2 separate regions of the Homo sapiens genome follow, and region 1 is linked to region 2. Evidence: read pairs that join two places in POLR2A ChIA-PET (ENCODE). Cell type or tissue: OCI-LY7. All regions are shown on one strand. Each heading gives the region's core, and the rest is flanking DNA. Links, peaks and the distances in the headings are about the cores only. Region 1 overlaps CASC15 (cancer susceptibility 15). Region 2 holds the start of LOC124901274 (a long non-coding RNA gene).

What was found. ChIA-PET counts read pairs that join two places held together with the same protein. Peaks named below come from ENCODE experiments on the same cell type or tissue, not always from the same donor. Only the 100,000 strongest peaks of a DNase experiment are listed, where the experiment ranks them.
Region 1: POLR2A ChIA-PET joins it to region 2 with 11 read pairs; 5 of 35 experiments call an interaction of 5 or more read pairs at or near these places.

The regions. Positions count from the first base shown.
Region 1 is chr6:21,798,711-21,811,543 of GRCh38, reverse strand. CASC15 (cancer susceptibility 15) reads right to left here. Exons shown (of 12, transcript NR_015410.2): 4 at 8,804-8,887. Among named protein-coding and RNA genes, the nearest start is that of CASC15, 140 kb to the right of the region's middle. In OCI-LY7, for the core only: no CTCF peak of the experiment used is centred there; no DNase peak of the experiment used is centred there.
Region 2 is chr6:21,747,304-21,760,136 of GRCh38, reverse strand. All of the region lies in intron 2 of CASC15 (cancer susceptibility 15), which reads right to left. It overlaps LOC124901274 (a long non-coding RNA gene), which reads right to left and starts at 5,437. Exons shown (of 2, transcript XR_007059492.1): 1 at 5,321-5,437; 2 at 4,498-5,209. In OCI-LY7, for the core only: no CTCF peak of the experiment used is centred there; no DNase peak of the experiment used is centred there.

The sequences.
Region 1 (12,833 bases), core at 2,870-10,869, 51 kb before region 2:
GAGCAGGGTAAAAGAGTATGTCCTTTAAGTCAAAGAAAAAGAATCACTGAGCAATGCAGTGAGAGATTTACTTATTTATTTATTAATTTTTATTTATGTATTTACTTATTTATTTTTTAAGACAGGGTCTCTCTGGCGCCCAGGCTGGAGTGCAATAGTGTGAGCACGGCTCGCTGCAGCCTCAACCTCCTGGACTCAAGCAATGTTCCCACCTCAGCCTCCTGAGTAGGTGGAACTAGAGGCACGTGCCACCAGGCTCAACTAATTTTAATGTTTTTTTCTTTTATTTTCTTTTTTGAGATGGAGTTTCACTCTTGTTGCCCAGGCTAGAGTGCAATGGCATGATCTCAGCTCACTGCAACCTCTGCCTCCTGGGTTCAAGCAATTCTCCTGCCTCAGCCTCCCGAGTAGCTGGGATGACAGGCATATACCACCATGCCATGAGAATTTTGTATTTTTAGTAGAGACGGGGTTTCTCCATGTTGGTCAGGCTGGTCTTGAACTCCTGACCTCAGGTCATCTTCCCGCCTTGGCCTCCCAAAATGCTGGCTGGGATTACAGGCGTGAGCCACTGTGCCTGGCCATTTTAAAAGTTTTAATAGAGACAAGGTCTCACTATGTTGCCCAGGCTGGTCCAGAACTCCTGGGCTCAAGCCATCCTCCTACCTCAGCCTCTAAAGTGCTGAAACTACAGGTGTGAGCCCCTGCACCCAGCAAAATAATTATTTAAAAAGGAGAAGATGAAGGAGACTACCACAGTAGGCAAGAAATGCCCTGTTCTCTAAGTAGAGCTCTCTGGGAGGAAACCCACAGCTCCCAGGCTGGCCCCAAGTGGGGTGAGGTATACATAAAATTGAAAGCCTTCCAAATATGAACAGACCTAAAACAAGAATAACTTTTTGAAGTTTTGTAATTCCTATATTAATATGAACCACGTCACAAAAATAGGTAGAACAGAGAGGAAGATATCCTTATTAAAGTATTTTAATAAAGGTTAGATGTTCTAATTATAAAAGATTTGCTTGCTCATTGTGGAAAACTGAGGAAAGAGAATGTAAAAAGAAAACAATTTTAAATGCTCATAATCTGGCGTGGCAGCTCACGCCTGTAGTCCCAGCACTTCGGGAGGCCAAGGCGGGTGGATCACTTGAGGTCAGGAGTTTGAGACCAGCCTGGCCAATATGGTGAAATCCTGTCTGTACTAAAAATACAAAAATTAGCCGGGTGTGGTGGTGGGCACCTGTAATCCCAGCTACTCAGGAGGCTGAGGCAGGAGAATCACTTGAACCCAGGAGGCAGAGGCTGCAGTGAGCTGAGATCGCACCACTGCACTCCAGCCTGGGTGACAGAGCAAGATTCTGTCCCCCAAAAAATTAAAAATAAAAGTAACTGTTCATAATCCATATTCAACTACTATAAACTCTCTGGCATGGTTCCTTCTAAACACTCGACAGTGTACTTTTGCATAGATAATATTGCACATGCAGTCTTGTATTTTCCTTTTACATTTTCAAATGTAAATTAAATTTAAATTTAAATGTAAAACACTGCCTAAACAGTTGTAATGTTGAATATTATTTTCTCATGCACTTTCATGTATATAATTATTTCTCCATTAGATGATAGGAATGTTGCCTCCCCCCATTTAAAAATCTTTTTGTATATAGATTTCATGTGTCAATGATAAAAGAACAGAAATAGGTAAATCTTTTGTGATATACAAGATGTACATTACTAAAAAAGAAATGTGAAATATAAAAATGGGACCCAATCATTTCAGTAAGTTTTATTACTAATATTAATCATGTTAATAGATAATTAACGTTAACTTTGACCCTTTAAATTCTGTGTTTTATATTCTCATGGATCCCAGACTGCATCATGCCTTTAATAGTGCTCTTTAGAGAGAATGATTTTTCTTTCTAAAACACATCTAAGTATGCTTTGTTGAGTAGTTTCACTGTAAAAGCAAATACAAGTGGGAGGATAAAAAGAAAAACAATTTCAAAGGAAGGAAGGAGAGAAGGAAGAGAAAAGAAAGGAGGAAGAAATTTCGTTAACCATATTCTAAGGCCTATACCACCATTAGTAAACTGTAGATATATTTTAATTCATTTCTCATACTTCTCCTTGAAAAGCATATCTTCCCATGTTAAGCGGAACAAGAACTCAAGTTCAGATTTAATAGAGTGCAGAGGGGAAGGCTGAGAGTGGGTGCAAGAGTTCACGAAAAAAGCTGGAGAGAGGATGGAGGGCCAAGCATCCAGTTTATGAGAGAGGAAAGGGGCTGCAGGATCACGCTCCTTTTGTAACATCCCCCTGCGTTTCTGGTCCTCAACTCCAAGTCTGCAGGGTGCGACCAGCCCCAGAGCCAGCAGAGCTGAGATAGACACCCCTCCTGGTTTAGCTCTGCTGCGCACACCATCCCAAGACCTGTGGGGTCAGGCCATGCGGGCAGCTCAGCAGCCACAAGGTCATGGCTGGGTTTGGCATGAAATGCTCACACTCGGAGTGAAAATAGGCCTCTGAAGAAGGATGAAGCAACAGCCAAGAAAGAACCACTTTGCAAACAGACTTCCGAGGAGAATGAGCCTCTTGAAATCCTCTGTGCAAAAGTTCACACCATAAAACAGCTGCTGCTTAATGTCTCCGGCTTCTAATGAGCCCCGAGCTCCCGGTTTGCACAGAACTTCCTGGCGAATGGTGTCCAAGGTCCTTTGCTCTTCCCCGCGCCGTTCAATCCCGTAAGTGCTCTTGGTCAAAAACTAGGTCATAAACTTATCCACTGAGAAGCGTTTACTGTTGTTTCAAATGGCGTATTCTGTTCAAGAGGTTATGATAACAAAAGAAGAGCAGCAAACAGGCTTTCAAGTTGGGGCATGTGGTTGCCAGGTTAAAAAACTGGCTCCTTACCTTATCTTAGTTCAGCTCTTTTAGATTCAAACTACTGGACTCTGGCCATTTTCTGGACTGATACAAATCATTTCTAGAATGACTAGATCAAATTTTATTTACTCTGTTTCCAGCTTTGAACTAACAGTTCCAAGCCAAAAAAAAAAAAAAAAGTTGCTGTTTCAGAAAGTATTGGCAAGATTCTCCCACTACCAAAGTTTACAGCATGGTTATACCCTGCCCCAGGAAGAAGGATGTGGCGGGATGGGGGTAAGGGAGGGAGAGAAATGGAGGAGGGCAGCTGTTTGTTCAATAAACTGCAGCAGAAAACCGCCCACATCCCATACTGTTTCTTCCACACCCCCAGCAGAGAAGCAGGAGGTGGCAGCATGAGAAGTCATTCCTCCAAGGCGAATCGTGCTGGCTGGCTGGCTTTCTGCACTCCCACATAACTGACCACGGTCCTTTCTGATTCACCCATGGAGCACAAGGACAGAAGCCAAAGGGTTTGTCTCTGCTTCCTGGGATGTTGATTCCTGCCCTGATGGAGCCCAGGAGATTTACGCCTCCTCCCCACCCATCCTCACCCTCACGTCCAACTACCCCACCCTCCTTCCCCAGTGTTTCTGAGCTCTAAGGCACACAGGGCTGCATTACAAAAGTACTCAACTAAAAGGTGTATATTTTGCATCCCACACCTTCCAAGAATATGCTGAAACTCCTCTCCACAAAAAGACACAGCTGTGGTCAACAGTCCCTAGGCTCCCCAAAACAGCATGTCCTCCACACTCAGCAACCAGGCCTCTGCTTTCTCTTCTGGAGTGGGAAGGAAGGAAAGGAATATGAGAAGGCAGGGTAGAAGAGCTGTAGCCCACCCCTACTCAGCCGGCTGGAAAGCTCCAATTTGTTAACCTAGAAAACCCTGGGGCATTGCAATCAAAGAGTGGCTCCACCCAAGCAAATAACTCGGATTATTTTTTTCCCTACTAGTGGGCAAGAAGAGAAAAGGGAAAATAAGGACAAATGTGTTCAAAACAGAAATACTGCATAACACTAACTTGGCTTTGGGCAAGGACCAGATTATAGGCCCAACACCTCCATTTCTGTCCAAGTGGAAAGAGAAACTACAGGGTGCAACCTTAATCCAGCTGCATGAACTCTGTTGCCCAGAGACTCTGCCAGCCCAAGAAGATCAACATAACCCCAAATTGCTCCTCAGTCCCCAGCTGGCCTTTTTTTTTTTAGACAGTTTCACTCTTGTTGCCCAGGCTGGTGTGCAATGGCATGATCTTGGCTTATTGCAACCTCCACCTCCCAGAATCCCAGATTCAAGCTATTCTCCAGCCTCAGCCTCCCAAATAGCTGGGATTACAGGCATGCACCACCATGCCCAGATAATTTTGTATTTTTAGTAGAGATGGGGTTTCACCATGTTGGTCAGTCTGGTCTCGAACTCCTGACCTCAGGTGATCCGCCTGCCTTGGCCTCCCAAAGTGCTGGGATTACAGGTGTGAACTAGGCATGTGGCCTAGTTCTTCAGGGTTTTTAAAGTTCTTTTTGGTAAACTGATTCTTTGTAATATACTGGTCTTAATTATAATTACCGTGGAAAGATCATTTAGCTTCAAAACTCAATGTGAGGTGGTTCTGTGTTAGAGTAGACTCTGCATGTGCATGAATTTTTCTCCTAAAAAGCCTCTCAACCCTTTCTCAAATGACTAAACTGTGACCAAAGAATGGGAACTGATATTGATGTCACAGTTCGGTTAATTGTTAAAAATAAATAAATCCAGGTTTTAGGTAATAAAACCTAAGACCAATAATTCATCTAAGACCAATGCTACAACATGTTGTCCTTTGCCAACTCTAAACGGGAAATACAAGCTGGCACAAGATGGGCACTAATCAAAGTCCTTACGTATCTCTAAACACAGGTTCAATATGACCTAACTCACATTAATTGCCTTGAAGGCTCATCTGAATTCCATGATTTAAATTTAAAAAAAAAAAAAAAAGTTGAATTGTTTTGAAAGGCGTAGAATGCCAAAAGTTGTTTACAGTTTTCGTCAGGTAAAAAGATATAACTGGCCAGGCGTGGTGGCTCACGCCTGTAATCCCACCACTTTGGGAGGCTGAGGCAGGTGGATCATCTGAGGTCAGGAGTTCAAGATCAGCCTGTCCAATATGATGAAACCCCATCTCTACTAAAAATACAAGAATTAGCTGGACGTGGTGGCATGCTCCTATCATCCCAGCTACTCAGGAGGCTGAAACAGGAGAATCACTTGAACCCAGGAGACAGAGGTTGCAGTGAGCCGAGATTGCACCACTGCACTCCAGGTGCAACTCCTGAGCAACAAGAGTGAAACTCCATCTAAAAAAAAGTTTTTTTAAAAAGGCCGGGCACAGTGGCTCACGCCTGTAATCCCAGCACTCTGGGAGGCCAAGGCGGGCGGATCACCCAAGGTTGAGAGTTCGCGACCAGCCTGACCAACATGTAGAAACCCCGTCTCTACTAAAAAATACAAAATTAGCCGGGCGTGGTGGCGTATGCCTGTAATCCCAGCTACTCGGGAGGCTGAGGCAGGAGAATCGCTTGAACCCGGGAGGCAGAGGTTTCAGTGAGCTGAGAACGTGCCATTACACTCCAGCCTGGGCAACAAGAGCGAAACTCCGTCTAAAAAAATTATATAAATATATATATATATATATAACATAGCCATCGTTAGTATAAAAATTGTACTTTTTATTTTAATTTTTTTCAGACTGAGTTTCACTCTTATTGCCCAGGCTGGAGTGCAATGGCACGATCTCGGCTCACTGCAACCTCCGCCTCCCGGGTTATAGCAATTCTCCTGCCTCAGCCTCCCGAGTAGCTGGGATTACAGGTATGTGCCACTACGCCAGGCTAATTTTGTATTTTTAGTAGAGACAGGGTTTCTCCATGTTGGTCAGGCTGGTCTCGAACTCCCGACCTCGGGTGATCTGCCCGTCTCGGCCTCCCAAAGTGCTGGGATTGTAGGCGTGAGCCACCGCGCCTGGCCAAAAATTGTACTTTTTTTGTTGGGGGACAGAGTCTCACTCTGTCTCCCGGGCTAGAGGACAGTAGCGCGATCTCAGGTCACTGCAAGCTCCACCTCTAACCAAGTTGTGGGAAACAGGAAATGTATTGACATTAATTGCCTTGTAGGCCCATCTGAATTCTTTGAGATTCCTCTCTTCCCCTCCCTGCTCTTGGCTTGCTCAGTGTTCTTTTACCTCCATCGTCACTGTGTAAGGAATTATTGGCAACTAGGCAAGAATGTCTATGAGCCTAATTTGAACTCTGCTGTCTTTCCGCAAAGAAACCAGAATCTGAAACTCTTACATCTCAGTGAGCCCCCAGAACAACCAGGAAAAATGAACTCCCAAAGGGGGAAAAATACCCATAGATTCAAAAAGAGATGAGTATACGGTGTGTTTCCAGGTCTAGCTCCACATGGCCTTTATACGCCAAGTACCACGGGATTAATGCTTGGAATGCTCAACATTGGTTATGCATAGGATTAGATTTATAAATATAAATGAGTAATACTTTCAGCTTATCTTTTCTAAAAAGTACTGACATAGCTGTAACAGCCTTAGCCACCAATAAGAAACTGCCTGTTAAAGTGAATATTCTTGCTAGTTTAAAATAGTAGCTCACTCTGCCTGACAAAACCATTTACAACATCTATAATATCTACGTATTCAAACTGCCACAATCATATAATTCATCAACTGAGAATTACCACATATTCTACCAGCATGCGGAGAACCTTTTAAGTATCTGGAAGGACCTAATGAAATGTACATCCTAACCCCAGAAAAGATGTAACTTCTTCTATGAACAATGTTCCACTCAAAATACTTTGAGAGGGGCTGGGCACAGTGGCTCACGCCTGTAATCCCAGCACTTTGGGAGGCTGAGGCAGGGGGGATCAACTGAGGTTAGGAGTTCGAGACCAGGCTGGCCAACACAGTGAAACTCCATCTTTACTAAAAATACAAACATATTAGCCAGGCGTGGTGGCACGTATCTGTAATCCCAGCTACTTGGGACGCTGAGGCAGGAGAATCACTTGAACCTGGCAAGTGGAGGCTGCAGTGAGCTGAGGTTGTACCACTGCACTCCAGCCTGGATGACAAGAGCAAAACTCTGTCTCAAAAAAAACAAAACAAACAAACAAACAAAAAACAACTTTGGAAGGGAAAAATAAAATGAAACACAAGTTCTACAGACACAAAGTTAAATGTGATCATTCAAGGTCCACCCGGCACATGTTCCTTGTATGTGCCATGCTTTTGGTTGGCCATGGCTCACAGTTATCTAAGAATTTACTATATTCAAATGTAGTTTTATGTTTGCCCAAAAAGTACAGCTACGTGTTTTCACTTTCCAGATATACGGCTGTCCTCCACTCCCTTGGGCTTCTCACATGACGAACTTGAAAATAAGTTTCTATGAGACCAACTTGTCCACATCTCTGGGCCTGTTCAGTCAGAGACAGATGTGTAGTGCTCTACAAGAATGGCTACCAAGGCCGGGCGCGGTGGCTCACGCCTGTAATCCCAGCACTTTAGGAGGCCGAGGTGAGCAGATCACCTGAGGTCAGGAGTTCAAGACCAGCCTGGCCAATATAGTGAAACCTCATCTCTACTAAAAATACAAAAAAAAAATTAGCTGGGCATGGTAGCAGGCACCTATAGTCCCAGCTACTTGGGAGACTGAGGCAGGAGAATCACTTGAACCCAGGAGGTTGCAGTGGGCCAAGATCACGCCACTGCACTCCAGCCTGGGCAACACAGTGAGACTCTGTCTCAAAAAAAAAAAAAAATAGCTACCAAAAAAATTTAAAGATTGCTGAGCATGGTAGCACACACTGGTAATCCCAGCTACTCAGGAGGCTGAGGAGGGAAGATCACTTGAGGCCAGAAGGTCAAGGTTGTAGAGTGCCATAATCACACCCGTGAATAGGCACTGCACTCCAGCCTGGGCAACCTAGTGAGACTCCATCTCTCACACACACACACACACACACACACACACACACACAAAGCTAACGGTCTCTAAATTTAAGAAGACACAGAAACAGGTCTGGGCACAGTGGCTCACACCTGTAATCCCAGCACTCTGGGAAGCCGAGGCGGGTGGATCACAAGGTTAGGAGATCGAGACCATCCTGGCTAACACGGTGAAACCCCGTCTCTACTAAAATACAAAAAAAAATTAGCCACACATGGTGGCAGGAGCCTGTAGTCCCAGCTACTCGGGAGGCTGAGGCAGGAGAATGGCGTGAACCCAGGAGGTGGAGCTTGCAGTGAGCCGAGATCGCGCCACTGCACTCCAGCCTGGACAACAGAGCGAGACTCCATCTCAAAAAAAAAAAAAAAAGAAGACACAGAAACAAACATGATTGGAGGAATCTAGGGGGAGAGGCAGAAATGAATGAATATTGGCTTACTAGATCTCCTTTTAACCAAACTCATTAGATTCTCAGGCATAAATGTTGCTTTTTAAAAACCGTGTCAAGGTACATCATGGAACAGCATGTCTCCTATTCCTACCATTTCAGATAAAGTCTGGTCACTCTTTAACTTCTCTACTTGACCAGAATATGTGCTTAGCTCTTAACATTAAAATTAGGAAATCTTAATATTGGCCTATGATATCTCCTCATGTTAAAAAATAAAATAAAAGGAGAATAATCGTACATGAACCAAAAATGCTTACGCTGTAAGAAATACTACCAGGAAATGACAAATTTTAAATCCTTTATAATGTGATTATGGCTACTAGCATGAAAAGGGATTATTCATAACTGAAATAGAAAATTAAGGAGCAAAACTCTTGGTAAGACAAAATACAAACCAGGCTGGCAGCATTTCCCTACCTGAAGAGCACTCATCAGTCATTCTGACTGTCTTGTGATAATGCTTCAGCAAACCCACCAGTGAAATGAGCTTGTTGCCAATTCCTATGAATTTAAAACAGGACAGATATGTCACACTATGCAAAACATGGCATCATGTGATCAGAAAGACATTTAATAATCTGAAGCAGAACAATAAATGTCAGCAAATCCTTTGGAACTCAGTGCTTCTGAGATAGACCCTTTAGGATGTTCCTGAAATAGATTTTATGCACTCAATCAATTTTTGTTTCTTCTGTAGTTTCCATTTGCAAAGGGACCTGGGATGTGCAGATGACATGTGAGTGACATCATGCTTGGACATGACACTAAGGGGAGAAAAGACACATGCAACAGAGAAAAATGCAGCAATGCCTTTTCCAGGGCTTTCCTAGAGAGACCGCCACTGACTGCACCACGTCAAAATGAAAGCTTTTCCCAATGGGAACTTTTATTACTGTTCCTATTAAGAGAACAGAAGGAAAAAAAAAGCAACTTTCTGGTTTTCACAGGAAAAGAATGATTTCCAAATTATGATTTTTGAGAGGGAAAGACTTATTCATGGTAAACATGAAACACATGGTGTTCTCAGAGGGTTTCTGTCCACCCTACACAGTAATATCTCTCATATGAAAGGAACAATTATTAATAGTTAAACACAATACCCCTTAGAATGCACTATATATTTCTGTTTAAAGCCTGAGGTCCCAGAGAGCCTTTAAATAATGATTCCAAAGTGAACTTCCTGCTTCTCACTCTGGAGCAAACAGAGTAGCCACATCCCACATGCTACAAAATGCAGTTGGGTGGACTCAGCTATCAACAGGATATTTGCCCACTGGACCCATTTTCAGAATGTGAAAAGAGAAATTTCAGCCAACTGGGAAGGCCAGTGGCCTCATTAGGAAATACGGGACCTATTCAACCATTGTGGGTTGTTTCCAGTTTTTTATTTGCCCTTGTTGGTGTTTTGCTTTGCTGTTTCATCAGGGTGTGGATCTCAGTGGCTCTTAATCCCAGATGTACAGGAGAATCATCTGGGAGGTTAAAGACAACACCCTTCAATGGGCCACCAGGAGGTTATAATTTGCATCTAGAGTTGAGAACCACTATCCTACCCCCATCTGACTCCAGCCTCACCAATCCAGCCTCCAACTTTCAGCATTGCACTGTATCATTTAGGCTTCTGATGAGAACTGTCAAGCAAAGCTGTCTTTCTTCCTCTTTCTTCACTTTAGAGATTTCCAAGAGGCCCTCAAGAGAGTATCAGTCCATTTTCCATGCAGTGCCAAGGATGCTCTATATTGCTATGTGCAGGCTGTTCCTAAGAATACAGGACGTTCCAGGCCGTATGGGATACGCAGCTCACTCCCACAGGGTCCCTGACTCTCCACCCCACCCCCACCGCTATTCTCATGTATGTCACAGGCTTGTCTTGAGGGAAGGCATGGGATAGAATATCTCAGGAGGTCCTATCCAATTTCCTAGCAATCTGTAACACAGGAAAGAGCGCCCTGCAGTCTGTCACTATGATACAAATGCTTCTCACAAATACCTCAACCATTAGTCTCGCCCTAAACAAACAAACATCATGCTAGGCAGAGCCGAGTGCCATTCCCTGGACGACAGGAGAATGTGACTGCAATTGCAATGCCTGTTGAGTGTACGCAATTATCTTTTAATATTAGCAAAAGCTGTATGCAGCGAGCACCCCCACTCCCACCACACACACAAAAATCCGTATCAGCTGCCTCTCCACCTGACCATTTCTCAGGAAATGAATATGTCAGGTAAATGAAAGAGAGATGGGGTCACCAGCACCTTAGTAAGATCTAATTCAAATCCTTCATTTTTGGAAAATCCACTCATTTAAAACCAAAATCAGGAATTTTGAAAAAAAAAAAAAATTGGCAGCCTTTCAATTTGAAAATAGAGTAACTTAACTGATGAATTAAAAAAATTTATAGACAAGATGGCATTCTAAATTTCAACAAGTATTTTTAAGTCCAAAAAAAAAATCACTGTGTCCCTCCATTAATTCCAACAATAGTATGTGGCTTTGCACATAACACAATCTAAGTATTTATTTGCTTGTATTTTGATCTCAGCAGTGGAAAGTCCATAAAATGAAAGATTCATATACACTAATGGCTGCTGTTTATTGAATGACTGGTACATACCAGGCACTCTGCTAAGTGCTTTCCAGGTTTCATTCCATTGAATTCCCTCAACCTGATGGAGAACAACCAGGTTCTCTATTTTATAGATGAGTCCACGAGGCTTCAATAAATAAAACAACACATCCATAGTCCACAAAGCTAGAGGGTGGCCGAGCTGGTACTTGGAGAGAAGTCTGGCTAACTTCAAAGCCCTCAACCACTTTTATGAACTATTATAGTATATTATCCTTTATAAGTAGGTAATGTACTAAAACACCACTACCACTGACACTTTTTTAAAAACAGGGGGCAGAGACAAGCAACCTGAATTCTTACGTAACTTACTTATTTAAAGACCCTGTCTTTATTTTTTAAGACAGGGTCTCTCTCTGTTACCTGAGCTGAAGTGCAGTGGCGTGTGATCACAGCTCACTGCGGCCTCTACCTCCCAGGCTCAATCAATCCTCCTGTGTCCGGAGTAGCTGGGACTACAGGCGTGTGCCACCACACCCAACTAATTTGTCTTATTTTTTGTGGAGACAAGATCTCACTCTATTGCTCAGGCTGGTCTCAAACTCCTGGGCTCAAGCAATCCTGCCTCAGCCTTCCAAAGTACTGGGATTACAGACATAAGCCACTATGCCTGGCCTGAATTATTTGACTTTTATTCTTGAGGAAAACATTCATTGTGGAGTGAGGGTGAGAATGTGGGATCTGGAATCTTGTCTCTGATATAAACTGACCACAGGCAAGTTATTGAACCTCAGAGAGTCCACATTCTCTTCTTTGAAATGGAAATAACAACGTCCACCTCACATGGCTGTTAGAAGAACCTACTGAAATAGCCATCTTTGGTACTCACTGTTAGCTTTCTTTCTTCTCTTTTTTTATTATTTTTTCTTCTTATTTTTTTTTTTAGACAGAGTCTCACTCTGTCACCCAGGCTGGAACGCAGTGGTGCGACCTCGGCTCACTGCAACCTCCACCTCCTGGGTTCAAGCGATTCTCCAGTGTCACCCTCCCAAGTAGCTGGGATTATAGGCACCTGCCACCATGCCCAGTTAATTTTTGTACTTTTTTTTTTTTTTTTTTTTAGTAGAGATGGGGATTTCACCATGTTGGCCAGGTTGGTCTCGAACTCCTGACCTCAGGTGATCCACCCGCCTCGGCTTCCCAAAGTACTGGGATTACAGGTGTGAGCCACCACGCCTGGCCTTTCTTTCCTCTCTTAGTCTCAGTGTCCTACTCTATCAGCTAGGGATAACAAACTTCATCATACCAACATCACAGAGGTCATTAAAGGAAAAGATATTAGTAGAATTGCTTTGAAAAAAAGTTATGTTTTAGAGAAGCTTTATTTCAGATCATTAGCACTTTTAGGTGTACTGACTCCCTGAAAAGAAATTATAAATCGTCACTTAGTCAACCTGAAGAGCTCATATTTAAGAAAGTAGTCTTAACTTTTTTATTGTTTTGTAAATTATCTTGATTCATATGTTTTTCAGCTCTGAGTTCTATTTTTTTTTTTTTACTTAGTGTTTCAAGGAGTCATTATTAAGCACCCATTAAGTACTCAGGCCCATAGGGAATTTTAAAAGTTGGAAATAGGATTCTTGCACCTAGGAAGGTATGATGTTTGGCTGGGTTTTCTAAAAGTAGGCACACATAAAATGTGTGGATTAATCAGTAGTTGTCAGTGATTAGCATTAGGAAAAGCGTGTAACTATTAACCAGCAGCAGAAGAGGATCAGGTGTGGTGGCTCACACCTGTAATCTCAGCACATTGGGAGGCTGAGACAGGAGGATCACTTGAGGCCAGGAGTTCAAGAACAGCCTGGGCAACATAGCAAGAC
Region 2 (12,833 bases), core at 2,066-10,065:
AAACCTTGATTTTGGAAATTATAGTGTTTGTGCCAAAAGAGAAAATTTTGACTAGAGTAAAATATTTTAAAGTACCTACATTTTTAGAGTTCTCTAAAAGTAATTTTTAAAAAGATTATTTGCTAAATTAGTCTATTATCTGATTCTGCATAACTCAACCATAGTTGATGATGTCAAAAACTAGAAGTACCGGGCGTGGTGGCTCATACCTGTAATCCCAGCTCTTTGCGAGGCCGAGACAGAAGGATCCTTTGACCCCAGGAGCTCAAGACCAGCCTAGGCAACATAGCAAGATCCTGTCTTTACTAGATATCAAAAAAATTAGCTGGGTATGGGGGTGTGTGCCTGTAGTCCCAGCTACTCAGGAGACGGAGGCAGGAAGATTGCTTGAACCAGGGAATTTGAGGCTGCAGTGAGCTATGAGCGCACCATTGCATCCAGCCTGGGCAACAGAGTAATAAGACCCTGTCTAAAAAAAAAAAAGTTAGCAGGGAAGTGGTTTAAAACCACCTCTGTTCTTAATTATGTTTAAAATAAATTTTAGCATGAGGACTTAGTGTGCTCTCAGAGCTATGGTCTAAGAACCTCTAATTCCTAATTGACAGAATAGCTTATAATTGTATTTTCATAGCGTTTGGTAAAAACAGTCAGCTTGTTTATTTTTAAAAAGGCTCATAGGCCGGGTGCAGTGGCTCACACCAGTAATCCCGGCACTTTCAGAGGCCGAGGCAAGCGGATCACCTGAGGTTGGGAGTTCGAGACCAGCATGACCAACATGGAGAAACCCTGTCTCTACTAAAAATACAAAATTAGCCGGGCGTGGTGGCGCATGCCTGTAACCCCAGCTACTCAGGAGGCTGAGACAGGAGAATCTCTTTAACACGGGAGGCGGAGGTTGCAGTGAGCCAAGATCGCGGCATTGCACTCTGGCCTGGCCGTCTCAAAAAAAAAAAAAAAAAAAAAAAAAAAAGACGCATTAATATAAAACTTACGATTAAAGAAATCAACTGATATCTATTTGGAACACATTTTTTCTCTCTGAAAAAATCACTCACCCTCACATATGGATACCAAAATGGTGATTTTTTTAAAGCACTGATGCATTTGAAAATTTCTCCAAAAGAAAGAAACTGTCTTTGTGGTAACATATTCCTTCTTAGATAAATGTGTCATAGCTATATCACTGGGTATACTAGATTCCATAGCTCTTCAGTTTAAAAAAAAAAAAAAGGTGTCTTATACACTCTATATTGTACAAAATCTAAAACTTGCATAACACAAATGGAAGCCATCTTGAAAAGTAAAATAAATAAATTACTATTGCAGAGAAAAAAGAATTACAGAACACAGTTATGCTGAAAACAATAGCTATGGGCAGAAAAAGTGACAAGACATATAGCAGCTCATTAAAAATTCAGAGGATATTGAAAAAGGCAAATTTAATTTGCCCACCTTCACCAAATAACGCTGAAGGACACCTGACAAATCCAACACATAAACCGTGTACTATGAAATTCAAACATTTACAAGTTCTATCATCCTCAGTCCTTGCTTCTTACCAGAAGGAAAGGGTGGAATGAAATCCATTTACTAAAAGCTTACCTCGACAGGAATGAAAAGGAATATAGGACCAGGCATGGTGGCTCACGCCTGTAATCCCAGCACTTTGGGAGGCCGAGGTGGGCGGATCACGAGGTCAGGAGATTGAGACCATCCTGGCTAACACGGTGAAACCCCGTCTCTCCTAAAAAAAAAATACAAAAAAATTAGCCGGGCGTGGTGGTGGGCGCCTGTAGTCCCAGCTACCTGGGAGACTGAGGCAGTGGAATGGCGTGAACCCGGGAGGAGCTTGCCGTGAGCCGAGATTGCGCCACTACACTCCAGCCTGGGCGACAGAATGAGACTCCGTCTTAAAAAAAAAAAAAAAAAAAAAAAATAGAATTGCCGGGCGCGGTGGCTCACGCCTGTAATCCCAGCACTTTGGGAGGCCGAGGTGGGCGGATCACGAGGTCAGGAGATCGAGACCATCTTGGCTAACAAGGTGAAACCCTATCTCTACTAAAAAAAAAAAAACAAAAAAACAAAAAAATTAGCCGGGCATGGTGGCGGGCGCCTGTAGTCCCAGCTACGCAGGAGGCTGAGGCAGGATAATAGCGTGAACCCGGGAGGCGGAGCTTGCAGTGAGCCAAGACTGTGCCACTGCACTCCAGCCTGGGCAACAGAGTGAGACTCCGTCTCAAAAAAAAAAAAAAAGAAAAGAATTATCAAGGACCAGGACGGGCACAGTGGCTCATGCCTGTAATTCCGGCACTTTGGGAGGCCGAGGTGAGTGGATCACCTGAGGTCAGGAGTTCGAGACCAGCCTGGTCAACAGGGTGAAACCCTGTCTCTACTAAAAATACAAAAAAATTAGCCGGGTGCGGTGGCATGCGCCTGTAATCCCAGCTACTCGGGAGGCTGACGCAGGAGAATCACCTGGGAGGCGGAGGTTGCAGTGAGCCGAGATTGCGCCATTGCACTCCAGCCTGGGTGACGACCCTTTGTTTCCTGATAGACATAGCTAATCATCAACTAAGAAAACTCAGACCTGGAGCATTTAAGTAACTTTTATTCCTGTACACATTGCCTCTTCCTGCTTCCCTACCCCTCAGCACCCCCACCACACCAATACAATACAATGCAGACTCTCTCTCATGATATCACCCATTCATACTCCATCCTCATTCACAATGGTCACAGAAGGAAGGAAAGGTTACAGCACCAGAAGCCGAAAGCTTGGTGTCACTCAGCACATATAGGGGCTACTGTGTCTAGGACACCAAAAAAGAGCAAAGAAGTAAAAAGCAACACCTCCACTTAGGAAGTGTGGCAGGGAAAATGAAAAAAATGCCGCAACATTTACGGAGAAATATAGCAAGAATCACTCACTGAGCACAAATCCTTACCCCCACTCCAGCCGACAAGGCCCTAGTGACCAGGCCTGTACTTGCCTCCAAAGCTCTCCATTTCTGGCAGCCACAGTGGTCTCTTTGGGTTTCCTCACACCAAACTCATTCTGTCTTGGAGCCTTTGCCCTGCCTGTACTCACTCCCACCTCAAATGCCCTTCCCCCTGATCTTCACAGGACAGGCTCCTCCTTGTAATCCAGATCTCAGTTTAGATGAAACCTCTTCAGAGACACCTCAGCTGACCTCCCAATCTGTAGCACCCGCCCCAGGCACCTTCCCATTGCCCTATTTGAATTCTGTGTATTGCAATATCTCATATTTTTCTCATTATGTTTTATTATTGACATTAATAGAGTCAAACCTTACTGTTTACAGATTCTGTATTTGCAAATTCACCTAACTTGCAGAAATTTACGTGTAACCCCAAAATCAATATGCATGGTGCTTTCCTGCTTTCTCAAACATGCACAGAGCAGTGAAAGTTCTAAGTTGCCCAACACACATTCCCAGCTGACGCTGAACAAGGTGACACGCTGCCTTCTTGTTTCAGCTTCAATCATGTAAACAAGTGTCATTTTTAATGCCATGTTCTTTGCATTTTTATGCTTTTTGTTGGTGATTTCACTGTTTGCAATGCCCCCCAGATGGAGGGCTGAAATGCTATTAATATCTAGTGTTACTAAGCGCAAGAAGTCTGTGATGTACCTTGCAGAGAAAAGGCACGTGTTTGCTAAGCTTCACTTAGGCATGAGTTGTAGCACTATTAGCCATGAGTTTAATGTTAATGAACCAATAATATACATTAAATTACACATATATTAAATATATGTATCAAATCTAAATGTAAATATATTTTAAAATACAAATAAAACATATTAAATAAAATACATGCTAAATAAAACACATAAAATAAGCATATGTGTTCATTGATGAAAATCTTGCAGCCAGAGGCTCTCAGGAACCTAACCCTGTATTTTCCCTAGGAGCAATGGTTCAGTATTTGCTAATTCAGTGTTCACAGCAACTTTACAGAACATTAACTCTCTCAGATCATGAGACTCAGTGTATTTATTTTTATTTTTATTTATTTATTTTTTGAGACGGAGTCTCACCCTGTCGCCCAGGCTGGAGTTCAGTGGCACGATCTCAGTTCACTGCAACCTCTGCCTCCCGGGTTCAAGAGATTCTCCTGCCCCAGCCTTCCGAGTAGCTGGGATTACAGGTGCGTGCCACCACACCTGGCTAATTTTTGTATTTTTAGTAGAGATGGGGTTTCACCATGTTGGCCAGGCTGGTCTCGAACTGCTGACCTCGTGATCAGCCGGCTTCGGCCTCCCAAAGTGCTGGGAATACAGGCATGAGCCACCGTGCCCGGCTCAGCGTATTCATTTTGGGAGTTCTCCACAGAAAGACATTTTACTGAATTTGTCTATTTTGCTTCCGCTAAACCGGACCACAGCTGATGGTGATGAAAGTAACAGAGAAATAGTTAAAAGCTTGATTGTTGTCCTTAATTCAGTTTCAAATAAATTTCTGCATGCAGACGAAGTGGGTTTACACAGCTATGGCATAATTTATTATTCCCTGAGAGCAAGGACTACGCCTGTCTTGCACAGAGATATGGCTCACCAATGCCTACAAACAACGTCTAGCACCAAGTGGGTTCCCACTAAAAATCTCATATATGAATGAAATACTCCATGCCAAACGAAATCCTATTTCTTATACTTATTTCCCCTGAAAAACAATATACCAAGTCTAAGGTACTAAATTCTTCCTTCCATTTAGCTTGGGTGGATACAAAATTTGAGGCAATGACATTATAAAGACAAGGTCAAGGAGTTCAAAAACAGAGATCTGGGTTTGAATTCTCTGAACTGCTACACGTGTGAGCTTGGAGACTACACTTTCCCTCTCAGAATCTCACTTTTTTTGTCTAAAAATTAGGGATAATACCACCTCCAGCAGATGATTGTGATACATCAATGTGATAATGTATATACAATTTCTAATACCTTGCTTCACACCTAACAGGCACTGAATAAAGACCATTCCTTCAAGCCTACGTGGAATCATGAGTCACACAGAGTAGCATCGCCAGAGGGAACAGAAAGTCCTCACTTGATACGGCAGAAACAGGAACAGGGTTAGGTAGTCTCCGGCAGGCTGGTCAGTTTTGATCTTTACAACTTGGTTGATGATCACCTCAGCCCTACCTTCAAAAGCGATTCCTGTCCACAGGGGTTGGTAACTGCCTTCCCCTTTACACAAAAAACAAGAAAAAAAATGGTGAAAATCCACAGCCTCCTTTGTCTTTATTTGCATTTGCTTTTGTTTAATTGTAGCAAAATATACATAACATAAAAATTTACCATTTTGGCCGGGTGTGGTGGCTCATGTCTGTAATCCCAGCACTTTGGGAGGCCTGGCGGATCACAAGGTCAGGAGTTCACGACTAGCCTGACAAACATAGTGAAACCCTGTCAATACTAAAAATACAAGAATTAGCTAGACGTAGTGGAACACACCTGTAATCCCAGCTACTTAGGAGGCTGAGGTAGAAGAATCACTTGAACCCGGGAGGCAGAGGTTGCAGTGATCCAAGATTACGCCACTGTACTCCAGCCTGGGCAACAGAGTGAGACTCCAAGACTTCGAGATTCTGTCTCCAAAAAAAAAAAAAAAAAACCATTTTAACCATTTTTTTAAAGTATCTTCTTTCTTAAACGCAGTCTCTGACAGGGGCTGCATAAAGATATGCATGAGATTTGGCCTTGAGAATATTGTAAGATTGCATATAATGCTCCTAAGCTTAGATGTATGACCCCCAACCAATTTTCCACTACTTTCTACTGAATGCCTCACTTGAGCAACAGACATTCTCCTAAAACTTCGTCTGCCATTCTCATTCTTGAAACTTTACTATTACATTTTGTGGGTGAATCTCTATTTTACATAATCTACCAAAATTTCCTAGCTGGCATGATGAAACGAGTTTTTAAAATTTCTTCCTGCCTATATATTTTTCTGTGGTGAGGAAGTTGGATGATGTCTAACACCCATTTGAGGTCTCACATATTATAATTCTGTTATTAAAATCACAGGAATGATTATACACCACACTATCTACACACAGGGTAAAATGTTGCTTCAGTTAGCACAGACCAAAAATGGCATGCTTACAGTATCACACATTCCCAAACAAAGCATATCAAGCTTTGTATAACTGCCACTGAAATAGCTGCAAGAAAAACAAACACCATTTCAGTGACCTCACACAACCTCATTCTATAAACATTACAAAAACTCCTTTTACACTGATCTGTTTAAGGCAGCAAGACTTAAGGGTTGACTGATAAAGCTTTCGTGTGAGTTCAATTAGTTTTTTAAAAAACCAAGTGAGTTTTGCAGAACTTATTGGCAGATTAACGTAGGAGAGCTGAGCAGCAAGCTTGCCTTCGTCAGAGGAATGAAGCGAGCTGTGGCTTTGGGTCTCTCGCATGGGACTTCTGACCTGAGAAGAATGCGATCATAGGCCCAGTGAGCTACCACAGATGTTCCCCTATCGCCTTGATATCGCCTCGACTCATCACTTGTCTCACTTAGTCCTCAAAGGTAGGTATCATGTTCAAGTATTTCAGACTTTCTAACATATTTGTCCACTTCTGTGGCATTTCAAGAACCACCTTATTAGCAAACAAAGCCACCCACTGAATGTGTTCAGAATTACAAACGCACGCTCCTATGCTTTTCCTACATGAGTGATATCCAAACACATTCCATCAGAAACACTTTATTCCAGTTATCTACTACACAGCTGGCAATTCCAATATAGGAAGGAATCCTCTCCTTGTCCACAGGACAAAACACTGCTAACATGTAAATGTACTGGAGTTCTGCTTCTGTGTATGAAGTATTAAATGCAACAGGAGGAGGAGGAGTGTGTGGGAGAAAGAAAAGAGAAAAGAAATAATAAAATAGGCTAAGCATGGTGGCTCACACCTGTAATCCCAGCACTTCTCAAAAAGAAAGGAAATAATAAAATAATGGATTTCAAACCCAACCATCTGGATAATTGCATTAAATGCAAATGATCCAAACATTACAGTTAAAAGGACTGCTAAAAAACTTACAAGTAGCATCACATTTAATTGTGAAAGACTAAGTGCTGTGCCGGGCGTGGTGGCTCACGCCTGTAATCCCAACACTTTGGGAGGCAGAGGCGGGTGGATCACCTGAGGTCAGGAGTTCAAGACCACCCTGACTAACATGGTGAAACCCCATCTCTACTAAAAATACAAAAATTAGCTGGGCATAGTGGCAGGCACCTATAATCCCAGCTACTCAGGAGGCTGAGGCAGGAGAATCACTTGAACCCAGGAGGCGGAGGTTGCAGTGAGCCGAGATCGCACCATTGCACTCCAGCCTAGGTGACAGAGAGGGACTCCGTCTCAAAAAAAAAAAAACTAAGTGCTTTGACTTCATGTTTGTTCATTAAAAATGACTCATAAAGAAAGGGAGCTGACAAGCCACAAACTTGGAGAGAATGTCTAAAAGACACATAAAATGCTACTACCTAGAATTTATAAAGAGCTCCTACAAAAAAGCAAATTACAGCCAGACACAATGGCACATGCCTGTGGTCCCAGCTACTAAGAAGGCTAAGGCAGGAGGATCACTTGAGCCCAAGAACAGACCATCCTGGGCAACATAGTGAGACCTCATCTCAAAAAAAAAAAAAAAAAATACAGACCATAGAAGAAGTGACAAATGCAAATATTCATTTGCATAGAAATGGCCAATAATATATGTAAAGATGTACAATCTCATTAAGTATCCAGAAATACAAATTAAAAGAAACTATGCTAAACACAATACCAAAGGTAAGTTTGCAATGGTGTTGAATGATAGGAATATTTTACTCATTACTCATGAATGTTTGTCCCAACCACCTTGAAAAACAAGCCTGCACCAACTCAGGAAGTGGAATATATGCATGCCCTGTAATCCAGTTATTCTCCTTGGGAATATATCCCAGAAAAACTGTGTACCAGTTGCTCTGTGTACCAGGATACAAGAATGTCCACAGCAGTATTATTTGCAATGACCCAAACTGCAAACTACTTGACTTAGTTTAGCTCCTCTCAGAAGCAGACCCTAAGACAAAAATTAAGTTTATTTAGAAGAAAAAAATAAACAAAAAAAACTGGTAGGGGTATGGGGGAGTAAGACAGGGAAGAAAAGGCAGCCAATAAACGGTGTACCATTAAACCAACTACTGTGTGAGTCACTGGGGCATCGTCTCATAGAGAAACTAGGGGAACTGCAATTATCCAAGGGAGCTGCGGTATTTACACCCCAACTCCCCAGAGTCATTGGTTGAGACCTGCCCCCAGGGGCACTCCTGGCTTTCTGTGATGTGCAAGGCTTTCTGTAGTTGGGATGGAGAGGAGAGCGCTTAGACACAGATGCAGATAATGCATCTGGAGGTTGATGAGTGCATCACGAAACAGCTAAAAGACGTGGGTGAGGAACTGACAGAATCTGCTACAAAACAAAACCCACAAGTACACTGACAGGAAATGGATAAACTGAGGTACATTCATACACAGTAGTACTATACAGCAATGAAAATAAATGTATAAAGTTGCGCACATCACAAAACATATAACGTTAATTTTTAAAAAGGCGATAGAAGAAACACAGTACAGTTTCATGTATTTGAAGCTTTAAAACATGCAAAATAAAGCAATTATTAGTTAGGGACACATATATGGCGAAATCATGAAGGAACACAAGAAAATGGAAAACAAAAATGTCAGGATGCTGACTTATGTAAAATATGCTAAGAGACTAAACGTGTTTGAAATTATCAAAATTACATTTTATTTTGGAGAAATTAACTTTAATTGAAAAGGGAAAAGTTGTATCTGAGGTACGGGTGAGGAGGAATAATTGAAAGATAAAACAGAATTGAGACTGTTCTATGCTGGATGGCAGACGCATGGGTCAGCCTTTTATTGCTGTCTATTTCAGAAATGTATGTACACTTTTTATGCATAAAATATTTCAAAAAAGTAAAAGATTGAAATAAAAGATATCAAAACATTCACATAACTTCTCTGAGTGGAAGAATAATGGATTTTCTTTTCTTCTTTTTACTTTTCTGTATTTTCCGCAATAAATGTACATTCTTTTTGTATTAATAAAACAATTTGAAATTAATCATTTCCTCATAACCCCCCCTTATCTCCTAATTCTAGTTCTACCACCTTACACACATGGCCAATCTAGAAAAAGAGGGAAATCAGTTACTTGATTCCCTGTTGTGGTTATTAAGTTACACAGAGATCCCTGGTTTGCTAATTCAGCTGCAAATTTACATTTGCCCACAGGCACTGAAGCCAAAAAAAAAAAAAAAAAAAAAAGTAGGCCAATTCTAAAATAAATCATCCAGTGGGCAATTAAATACTTGATAAAAATTGAAGGGAAGAAAGAATCAGAACTCTATAGGTTAAATCCTATTATAACCAATTTCATATGACAGTTTCTATTCTCTCCTGAGGGATTTTGAGTGGAATTCAGGTTATGCCAAACGTTGCTTGAAAAGATTGAAGTATTTAAAGAATATTAAGAGACACAATGTGTTAGTAACAATCACAATCACAATTTTTATTTTGAAAGACAAATTATACCTGTAAAGGGGGAACAGACTGCATGGTCTACATCACTATTGAATATGGGAAGACTGAAGCTCCAAGATGCTTGAAATAACCAACTTGTGTATTCATCAAATGCCTTGTATATTTTGTCAAACCATTAAAAACTAAAATCATTACTGCTGGTCTCAGAGGTTATGTCTATCAAACAACTGGTTCCACTATTTGAATATAAATTTATAATCAATATCAGTCATCCTATCAATGCTAGAACAGAATAAATGTTCTTTACGGGTTGCAAAAACTTATTATTATAGTCACTACTAGAAAACGGGTGAATTTGTGATGCCCTACGATGTATTTGTCCATTCTATTAGCAGCATCATGTTTTGATGATGTACCAGTTAATATGTCTTCCTTTGGGACTCCAAAATCATTAAGGTTTATGTATTCATAATCTGAGAGGCCTAAGTGAATAGGCTTGAGGGCCCCAGGAGCACTTAAAAGCTAGTTGGGAAGAAAAGTGCCTGCCCAAATAGCTTTTGCAGAGCAACAGACCGTAAATCTCCTTTGTGAGCTCAGATAAGCTTGGACTGAAGAGGACTCTCATAAACTCCTGCTTATCCAAACTGCAATATCTGCCTCTGTGAGTTTCTAGCCCTGACCCCTGACAGCCCCTTCCATTTAACCTGTTCTTTCAGTGTGACTGTGTATAACAAGGGTTGTGCAGGAATGCCGCATGCCCTACAATATTTATTTCAATCCAAAATTCTCTTAACCAAGCTTGGGGGCTGCAGGTTTTGTACCACAGTGTCTGAAACAGAAGAGAAAAAAGAAGAGGGCCTCAAATTTCGAGGTATAACAGTATGTACCTCGTAACTATAGTTTACAAGAGCAGCCAAACGTATTATACTAAGAACCTTAATTTAGAAAAATCCAGTAGCCCACAAAGGCTGAAAGATTTAAAAAAAAAATTGGAGTCAATCACAAAAATAACCAATGTAATTTTTTCTAAAAAAAAAAAATACTAACCTCTGAACCATGTATTGTTTTCTGTTTAATAAAAGAAAAATATTTTCTGGTTTTCTAATATAAAAGGCCAACTTCAAAGGAGCTTTATAAGTACCATAAGGTAGTATTGTCACCCAGGCAATTTCAAAAGGTCTTTCAAACCACCCTCAGATAACTAATCTGTTACTTGGCAACTCTTATGAGAAAACATCTTTAAAGAGTCCATAAACAATCATTATCTTTAAACAGCATCCCAAAAACTAAAATCCCTGGATAACATAGATTTTTCATTTTTACCTCTCTCAGACTCTATCTCACAACTCCTTCTCTAATTTAAAAATAATAATAATTTAAAAGCTAATGAGAAGAAGTCCTACAACAGATTCTGTAAAAATGCACCTTGCAAAAATGGGTGTCAAATAAAATCTATCTTTGAATTTAGAGAAAAGACAGAGAGGCAATAAAAGGATACAAGTTTAAATGAGGAAAAATCTTTACATCATCATTTACTTTTCCATTTTAATTAAACTTGAATTCCAAATGATGCTGAGTTTATTAACAAGATAATTCTTTATAAGTCACTACTGAGCAGGTTCCATAAGAATTTTATGGTCTGTCAATATCAAATGGTAAAGAGTAATCTAAGAATTTAGTGAGTCAATAAAATAAAAGGCATTCACAGTACACCCACACGTAACCTGAGAACTCCCTTGAGGACTAGGGGGGTGGTTTCAAGTGACTTTCAACATCACCAATTAAAGCAACAGCTTCGGCATTAAATATGCCATTTGCACCTCAATCTACTTCATCTCCCTCTCCAACCAACAGACAGCTCCCTGAATACAGTTGCACAAGTGCCCACTATGTATCTTGAGAGATGAAATTAGAATTTTTATGGCTGGGAAGTATTTACAGATCACATAAATACTTACACAGATCAGAGAAGTGAAATAAATTTTGAATCACCAAAATATACTACTTTCCGGGGTGCTCTGTTTACCCCAACTAAGCTCTATTTACTACAGTGCTATTTTTTAAGGCCTTCAGGAGTTCCAGGCTCATACCTTTACTAAAACACAGTGTAAGGATTCCAGATTTCCAGTGTCCTAAAATCAGTGTCCTCTTTAGGTTAAGTGTAAATGAGTGAGTATGTGTGGGTGGGGAGAAAAGGGTTGAGAAGATGTTGAAGAGGAGACAGAGTATCTTGAAAGGAAATTCCTCTTAACCCAACATGAGATTTTTGGAAATTCAGGACAGTTCAGGGTAACATGAAGTATCACTTAAGTAAGAAGGTGCATGAAGACACTTACGTTAGAATTCTCTATATTCTTGAATAAATTATAAGATGGCAGAAATCTAACAATCTGAGAATTATAATCCAATTTTCAGCATTGCAATGCTGGGTCATGTTTTACTTTTTCTAGCAATATCTTATTTTAATTCAATATTTACAAGAAAGGAAAGTTAAGTAGCATAACTCAAAATTCTGATGTTATACTGGAAAACATTTCTGTCAAATAGGAAAATAGCTCTACACATGGCTGTTTCTCCTCTGAAATTACATTGATGTCGACCTCTCCTCTTCTATAGAGGAACTTTACCACCACGGAAGGCCAGGATTACATTCAGTGAATACGTGAATAATTCCCACTGCATTAGCGTTAATGCAACTGCCACAATCATTTACACTAACACCCTTTTACACAACTACTATGACTTCTGCTAACAACTCAGCTGTTACGTCTACATTTTTTACAAGATAATAATATATGTGGTAAAGCCACCAAGGGCCGTGGCAGAAACACCAAATGTAGAGGGCCTTGAGGGTTGAATAAGCCCATTGTCTGTTTTCAAACAAGAGGGCTGTATTCATGTTGAAACCAGAGTATAAAAAGTAGATTAGAACAAAGCCTTAAAATCAGAAACAAATCAAAAGTAGCTGAAAACCCACTCACATGTTTTAAACTACAATTTCTATGCTTGGCATTGTTTGTATATTTCCATTACAAAATAAACGTGAAGATGATAGAAATTTATGAGGGCAGCACGTTCATAGAAGAGGTACTTTTTTTCTTTTTTCAATTTATCTTGAATATTTAAAATGGCTTTTGGGGGAGAAGAATATCCTTACCATTTTAAAAACATATAAAGTGAGCTGGAGATTTGTCAACTTATTAAGGACTTGATTTTATGCTTCAGTCAAAGATATGTTACA